2 separate regions of the Homo sapiens genome follow, and region 1 is linked to region 2. Evidence: read pairs that join two places in POLR2A ChIA-PET (ENCODE). Cell type or tissue: IMR-90. All regions are shown on one strand.

The links. ChIA-PET counts read pairs that join two places held together with the same protein. Peaks named below come from ENCODE experiments on the same cell type or tissue, not always from the same donor. Only the 100,000 strongest peaks of a DNase experiment are listed, where the experiment ranks them.
Region 1: POLR2A ChIA-PET joins it to region 2 with 12 read pairs; 1 of 35 experiments calls an interaction of 5 or more read pairs at or near these places.

What each region holds. Positions count from the first base shown.
Region 1 is chr1:179,491,182-179,495,181 of GRCh38, forward strand. It overlaps AXDND1 (axonemal dynein light chain domain containing 1), which reads left to right. Exons shown (of 26, transcript NM_144696.6): 19 at 357-556; 20 at 1,674-1,770. Among named protein-coding and RNA genes, the nearest start is that of NPHS2, 83 kb to the right of the region's middle. In IMR-90, no CTCF peak of the experiment used is centred here; a DNase peak (open chromatin) is centred at 2,350.
Region 2 is chr1:179,075,993-179,079,992 of GRCh38, forward strand. FAM20B (FAM20B glycosaminoglycan xylosylkinase) reads left to right here. Exons shown (of 8, transcript NM_014864.4): 8 at 1-575. Among named protein-coding and RNA genes, the nearest start is that of TOR3A, 4.1 kb to the right of the region's middle. In IMR-90, a CTCF peak has its summit at 3,355; DNase peaks (open chromatin) are centred at 1,579 and 3,359.

The DNA of each region.
Region 1 (4,000 bases), 420 kb after region 2:
GGCATGGTGGTCCCAGCTACTCAGGAGGTTAAGATGGATGGATCACCTGAGCCTGGGGAGGTCAAGGTTGCAGTGAGCTATGATTATGCCTCTGCACTCCAGCCTGGGCAACAGAGTGACACCCCGTTTCAAAAAAATTAAATAAATAGATATCAATAAAAAGAAGAGAGTAGCTTAGTGTCATGTAGTGAGCAAAAGAAAATAGGGTCATGCTAGCTGATGACTTGATTTCATTAAGAATTATAATGTTGAAAGTTGGACACAGGCACGATCATTTCTATTTTAAAATTTGGTGTGATTTTTACTGTTTGATTTATTTAAAGTGGGTCATTTGTATTATACTCATTTTTTAACAGATGGATGAGTTACATATATCTATGATCCAGTGGATGGTAAACTTGCTGATTTTAATGATACCCAACTTTACTGACCAAGACTGTCTCCTAAAGTTGGAGGAGGAAAGTGCTGAGAAACATGATATAGGAGTTGCGCGATTGGAGCTAGATGCGATTGAACTGACAAGGAAGTTGTACCAATACTCCAGCTATTTGAGCAGGTGAAGCGGTTATTTTATTGTTGCCCTTTTGAAGAATTGAATGTCGCATATAACAGAGAAGAGACAGTGAAGTAGTAGCAATAGGAGTTATTTTAAAACCTTGAAAGAAATACTAGTTCAGTTTTTCAACTAGCTTTAACACTGTGAGCAGTTATAATATGAGATTTTGGTTTTTCTTTTGAAAACTGTTGGCACGGGCAGGATGAGAAGTGTGTGTATGTGGGAGTAAGAATTAGGAAAAAAGGACTCACTTTCTTGCATAAATAAGACACATCTTACACTTTTACACATACTGGTGAGGGAGTGGATTTAAGAAGAATATTGTAGTTTCTTGTGTACCGTCATGTATTTTTTTAGACAGAGTTTTCTTCTGTCACCGAGGCTAGAATGTAGTAGCGTGATCTCGGCTCACTGCAGCCTCCACCTCCCAGGCTCAAGAGATTCTTGTGCCTCAGCCTCCTGAGTAGCTGGGATTTACAGGCATGCACCACGATGCCTGGGTAATTTTTGTATTTTTAGTAGAGGTAGAGTTTTGCCATGTTGGCCAGGCTGGTCTCGAACTCCTGATCTCAAGTGATCTGCCCACCTTGGCCTCCCAAAGTCCTGGAATTACAGCCATGAGCCACCATGCCCAGCCCTGAATGTATACTTTTATGTGCTTCACTAAATGCCAACCAAAACTTCTTTTTACAAAATGGAAGAAAAAAAAAAACAACAACCCACAAACCCTTATATCTGAAAAGCTAGAAGATTTCCACTGAATAAAGATGAAGTCTGGAAAATTGTAATCTATTAACTGAGATGCAAGCTTGATGCTATCATTACTTTAAATTCAGGAAGTAGCTTTTGCATTCTAAGCAAATTTTCCCTTCATTTCAATTCAGTATTACTAAGGGTCAAGAATAAGAGGGATGGAAGGGAGAAGGAGGACAAGGGTAAGAAATTGAGGAGACAAATTATTCTCCTTGGTGAGTCAGTAGCTGAATTATTATGGTGAACTTCCACTTTGTCTGGATTTTTAAAATTTTAAACACTTAGAAGAAGAACCAGCAATAAATAGGTTATGCTGAGTGTGTATTTGCTCTTTTTCTTTTTCTTTTTTTCCCCCTTTTTGCAGTTGTTGCAAAGGGATGGTAACAGCAATGGCTCTGAGTAAATCCACTAACTCACACAAAAATGCTACTGAAGACCTTTATGAGGTGGATAAGTTGAAGGTAATAACTCTGTCTTCCCCTTAGTTTTGTTTTTGTTTTGTTTGTTTTTATCAGATTTTTGAAGTTCAATTGATGTACAACAAGCTCACATATTTAAAGAATACAATCTTATAAGTTCTAAAATATGCATATACTCATAAAAACAATTAATAAAAATGAAAAATAGGGAACATATCAAACACACCCAGAGTTTCCTTGTACTCCTCTTTTATTTATCCTTCCAGCCTCATCTTGTCACCAATGTCTGATCTACTAACACCAAAGATTTTTTTTATTTTCTAGAATTTATAAAAATGGAATTATAAAGAATATACTTTTTTTTCTCTGACTTATTTCACTAAGCATGATTACTTAGAGATTCACACATATTGTTGCTTTTATCAACCACTTATGCTTTTTAGTGCTGAGTAATATTTCATTGTATGGATAGACACAATTTATTTAGTCTCTGTTGTTATGCATTTGAATTGTTTCCAGTTTTAAATTATTACTAGATAACTTCAGTGCATATTCATATGTAAGTCTTTGAATGGATGTATACTTTCACTTCTCTTGGGTTGATATCTAGGAATGGAATGGCTGAGTCACATGGAATGTGTGTGTTTAACTTTTAAAGAAACGGTCAAACTGCCTTCCAAAGTGGCTAATGGGTACAAAAGTGCAGTTAGGTAGAAGGAATAAGCTCTAGTATTCATTAGTACATTAGGGAAATTATAGTTAACAATAATTCGCTGTATATTTCAAAATAGCTAGAAGAGAAGAATTGGCTATCTCCAACATAAAGAAAAGATAAATGTTTGAGGTGATGGATACCCCTGTTACCCTGCTTTGATCTTTACACATTGTACACATGCATCAAGATATCACATGTACTCCAAAATATGTACAAATATGATATATCAATTTCTTAAAAGGTGGTTAAACCATTTTTACACTCTTGCCAGCAGTATCTGAGAGTTCCAGTTGCTTTACATACTCACTGACACTTGATATAGTCAGTCTTTTTAAAATTTTTTTTGAGATGGAGTCTCGCTCTGTTGCCCAGGCTGGAGTGCAGTGGCATGATCTTGGCTCACTGCAACCTCTGCTTCCTGGGTTCAAGCAATTCTGCTTCCTAAGCCTCCTGAATACCTGGGACTACAGGCGTGCACCACTATGCCGGGCTAATTTTTGTATTTTTAGTGGAGATGGGGTTTCACCGTGTTGACCAGGCTGGTCTCAAACTCCTGACCTCAAGTGATCCGCCCTCCTCAGCCTCCCAAAGTGCTGGGATTACAGGTGTGAGCCACTGCGCCTGGCTGATATAGTCAGTCTTTTAAAATTATACATTCTAATAAGTGAGTAGTGGGATGTTATTGTGGTTTTAATTTGCATTTTCTTAATGACCAATGATGTTGAACTTCTTTTCATGTGTGTATTTGTAATCCATGTATTTTCTGTGGTGTAATGTCTGTTCAAATCTTTGACCCGTTTAGTATTGATTTGTTTGTTTCCTTATTATTGAGTTTAGACAGCTGTTTTTTTTCTCGATACCAAGTCTTTTATCAGATACATGATTTTAAAATATCTTCTCTCAGTCTGTGATTTGTCTTTTTTTTTTTTTCCTAAGATAGTATTTTACTATGTTGCGTAGGCTGGACTTGAACTCCTGAGCTCAAGTGATCTTCCCACCTCAGTCTCCAGAGTAGCCAGGATTACAGACATGAACCTCATGCCCAGTTATAGTGTCTTTCAAAGAGAGAAGTTCTTAATTTTGATGAAGTTCAATCTCTGATTTTTTTTCTTTTATAGACCTTGCTTTTGGTATTCTATCTAAAGAAATTTTTGCATAACAACATCATAAAGATTTTCTCCTATGTTTTCTTCTAGAAGTTTTAGAGTTTTAGGCATTATATTCAAGTCTATGACCCATTTTGAGTTAACTTTTAAAAATATGGTGCTGGGGTTGGATTCAAGTTCATTTTGTGGCATTTGGATATCCAATTGTTTTAGCACCATTTGCTGAAAAGGCTGTACTTTCTCTATTGAGATGCCTTTGTATCTTGATTGAAAACCTTTTAACCATATATGTCTTGGTATTATTCTGGACATTCTGTTGTGTTCTGTTGATCCATTTGTCAACATTGTCACCGTCTCCAAACTGCCTTCATTACTATTGTTTTGTAATAAGTTTTAAAATCAGGTAATATAAATCCTCCAAATTTGTTTTTTTTCAAGATCAGGCTATTCT
Region 2 (4,000 bases):
TCTAGCAAGAAAAACATATTTATTTTGACAAAGGGGAACACTGACTTTCTGAAGGATTCAGAAAGAACCTTAGTGAAAGGTTCTCAGTCTCTGAGAGTGGACCCTAATTAACATAAAGACCATTCATCAGCGAATAACTACTGAGCAACTCTAGTGTGCCAGCACAGGCCAGACATACTAGTGAGCCAGGCACATCTGGCCTTGGGAAACTCATCCTACAGGGGAAGGCCAGTTTTTTTCCCTTCAATTCCTCAAGTCTGGGTGGTGACAAGGTAGGGGCTAGGTACTGGACTACCACAGGTTTTTAGGAACTAAGGTGTTTCTCATAAACACAAAATGTTGGGTGAAACTGGGAACAACTACTCAGAAGCTCATTTATTTGCTTAAATGGAAAGTGTGGGAGCCACTACCCTCTCTTTTGATCTGCCAAGGATTTCCTCTCAGAGCTGTTGCACAGACAGAGATTGTACTTGGTAAGATACCAAACAAGACAGATATGGATCTAAATTTCTAATGTGTTCTATGGGTTTCAATTCTGAAAAAAGAAAATGAATAAAGATTTTAATAAATATTGATATCTGATCTTTTCCTCTTCTTTCCCCCTTCAGGATATTTCCAGTGGTTCCTATTTCAGTTCCCTTCCTGTTAGGGGACAGAAGAAGATTACATCTTTTGTGACCACTTAAACTTCCACAGGGATAGTTTCACAGTACCTGGTGGATTAGACCTTTAAATTTCCTCACCAGTCTTCAAACGGTTCATACTAGATTGTAACTATACCAAAATTTTCTATGGGATCATTGTTAGGTGCTTTTTGTATATTTAATAGTTAACTCCATTTTTGCAGCTTCCTTAGAGGTAAAGAATTATGAATCCTGAAGAACTTGTCAGCACACTACAAAAAAGGCAGGAAGAGAAGGCCAGTTGCCCTAGTAGTACTTCTTAGGACACCTAGATTTTTAACTTTTGAAATAGAATCCAGCATCATAAACCTCAACCAGGTAACTGAGCAAAGCTCTTAAGATTTTTATTGGGCCAGGCACCATGGCTCATGTCTGTAATCCCGGCACTTTGGGAGGCCAAGGCCCGTGGGTCACCTGAGGTCGGGAGTTTGAGACCAGCCTGGCCAACATGGTGAAACCCCTTCTCTACTAAAAATACAAAATTAGCCAGCTTGGTGCATGCCTGTAATCCCAGCTACTCTGGGGAGGCTGAGGCAGGAGAATCGCTTGAACCCGGGAGGCGGAGAGCTGGGATTGTGCCATTGCACTCCAGCCTGGGCAACAAGAGTGAAACTCAGTCTCAAAAAAAGAAAAAAAAAAAATAGCTGGGTGTGGTGGCAGGCGCCTGTAATCCCGGCTACTCGGAGGCTGAGGCAGGAAAATTGCTTGAACCCAGCAGGCGGAGGTTGCAATGAGCCGAGATCGTGCCATTGCACTCCAGCCTGGGCAACGAGCGAAACTCTGTCTCAAAAAACAAAACAAAACTATTTTATTTGCAGCATATTTGTGCTAGTTTTTGTCATTTGTACATGAATACATGTGGGAGGCTAGTAGAGCCTGGTCTGTGTATCTCACTGACTCACCACATACAAATTCTTTTCCAGGCTAGAGTTCAGGATTCATTTGCTTCTCAAGCATATCAGAACGACTGGTATTAGAGTTTGAAAAAGGTAGCTGGGAGTAGGGAGGGCGGGGCTCTGTTACTGGGTAATTTTACCTAGTATGTTTGCTTATTAGACTGATTTTTAGCAGTCGTCATTTTGTAAAATAGATAGGAATGGTCATAGCCACTGGATTTCCATGGGTAGGGTTTTGTAAGGTAAGTTGCAGTATAAGCCCCAAGGAATAATGGTATTAAATCACAATTTGTGAGATATTTGGTCTGTCATCAGTAGATCTGTGGGCCATTGTGCTGCAAGCTGTGGTATACCATTGAGATGATAGTGACTGTCTTTTCCCTCAAAGAGCCTGCAGTCTAGACCTGGCAGAAAAAAAAAAAAAAAAACTGCTTGTGAGGCACCAAGTCCCTCAGGAATTATATAAATTAATTGCAGTGAGAATAAGAAACGGGAGAGGATCATGGAGGTGGGGATTGGGAGGGATTGGGTTAGGCAGTACCTACATTGAAAAAGTGGAGATTGATCCAGGCTTGACGAGAGGTGTGTATAGAACCCCTGACTCCGGAAATGCAGAACTATTTGCTTAGTGGATACAGGGCCTTCTGGGCCTGTATTTTCAGTATCTGGGTCACCAGAAATATCGCTTCAGGGGTTTCTCATTGTTCTAGGAAATGTTTGTGTGCCCTGTCTCTTGAGGACATTCTCAGTCCACCTCAAGTGCTGTGTAGATGTTAAAGGAACATAGATGAGCTGGGAAACATTCCTGTAATGTTTCTCATGCAGGGTTATTTAAATATGGAGACTTGCGTTTGTTTTGTTTTTGAGACCAAATCTCACTGCAGTGCCCAGGCTGGAGTGCAATGGCGCGATCTTAGCTCACTGCAACCTCCGCTTCCCAGGTTCAAGCAATTCGCCTGCCTCAGCCTCCCGAGTAGCCAGGACTACAGGCGCATGCCACCACGCCCGGCTAATTTTTGTATTTTTAGTAGAGACGGGGTTTCTCCATATTGGCCGGGCTGATTGGTCTCAAACACTTGACCTCAAGTGATCCACCTGCCTTGGCCTCCCAAAGTGCTGGGATTACAGGCGTGAGCCACCGTCCCAGGCCGAGACTTGCTTTTGACCCAGTGTTTCCAAGGCAGATGGTTCTGATTGCCTTCAGTGGGGTTGGGAAGATGTCTGTTGTAAAGCTAGGTCATACTCAGATGACATCAATAAAGGTGTTGTGTGCCAATTTTGCCTTAGGCTTTTTTTTTTTTTTTTGGATTGACAGTCTTGCTTTGACGCAGGCTGGAGTACAATGGCACAATCATCGCTCATTGGCAGCCTCGAACTCCTGAGCTCAAGTGATCCTCCTCCCTCAGCCTCTCAAGTAGCTAGGATTATAGGCGCGCACCACCACACGCAGCTTATTTTTTATTTTTATTTTTGGTAGAGACAAGGGGTCTAGCCTTATTGCCCAGGCTGGTCTGAAACTCTGGCTTCAAGCCACCCTCCTGCCTCAGCCTCCCAAAGTGCTGGGATTACAGGCATGAGCCATGGCTCCCTGCACAGAAAGACCTTCTTAAAGTGCAGGTTTTGATTCAGTATGTCTGGGGCCTGAGATTCTGCATTTCTAACAAGCTCCTGGGTGATGCCAGTGGTGGGGTTCTGGAACCGCCCTTGAGTAGCACCGTAATGCTTGCTAAAGAATCATAGTTGTCTGTAGTTTTCCCAGCAGCCTCTAGATGTCCCCGTCATCCATGAGATACTGCTTCCAGAACTTTAAAACGAGCACAGCCTCCAAGGCCTGAGACGGAAAGGAGTATTTATTGAAATACTCAAGAGACGTATCTAGAAACTGGTGTTTGGATTTATTGTTTCTACACGGGACTGACTCTTTGGTGAAAAAGTGTTTACCTCTTTTTTTTTTTTTTTTGGAAAAAAACGGCCAGGCGCAGTGGCTCACGCCTGTAATCCCAACACTTTGGGAGGCTAAGGCAGGCAGGCAGATCACCTGAGGCCAGGAGTTCGAGACCAGCCTGGCCAACATGGCGAAACCCCGTCTCTACTAAAAATACAAAAAAAAAAAAAAAGCGGGGGCGTGGTGGTGAACGCCTGTAATCCCAGCTACTTGGGAGGCTGAGGGGGAAGAATCGCTTGAACCGGGGAGGCGGAGGTTGCAGTGAGCCGAGATTGCACCACTGCACTCCAGCCTGGGCGACAGAGCAAGACTCCGTCTCTAAATAAATAAATAAATAAATAAATAAATAATAAAAATGTCTTGAAATCAAGTTGGTTGTCGAAGAACTTCCCAGCTAACCTACTTTATTTACAATGGGATGCTAAATCCAAGTCAGAACATCTCAGAAATGAGCAGGTAGCCCTACATAAAAGTTC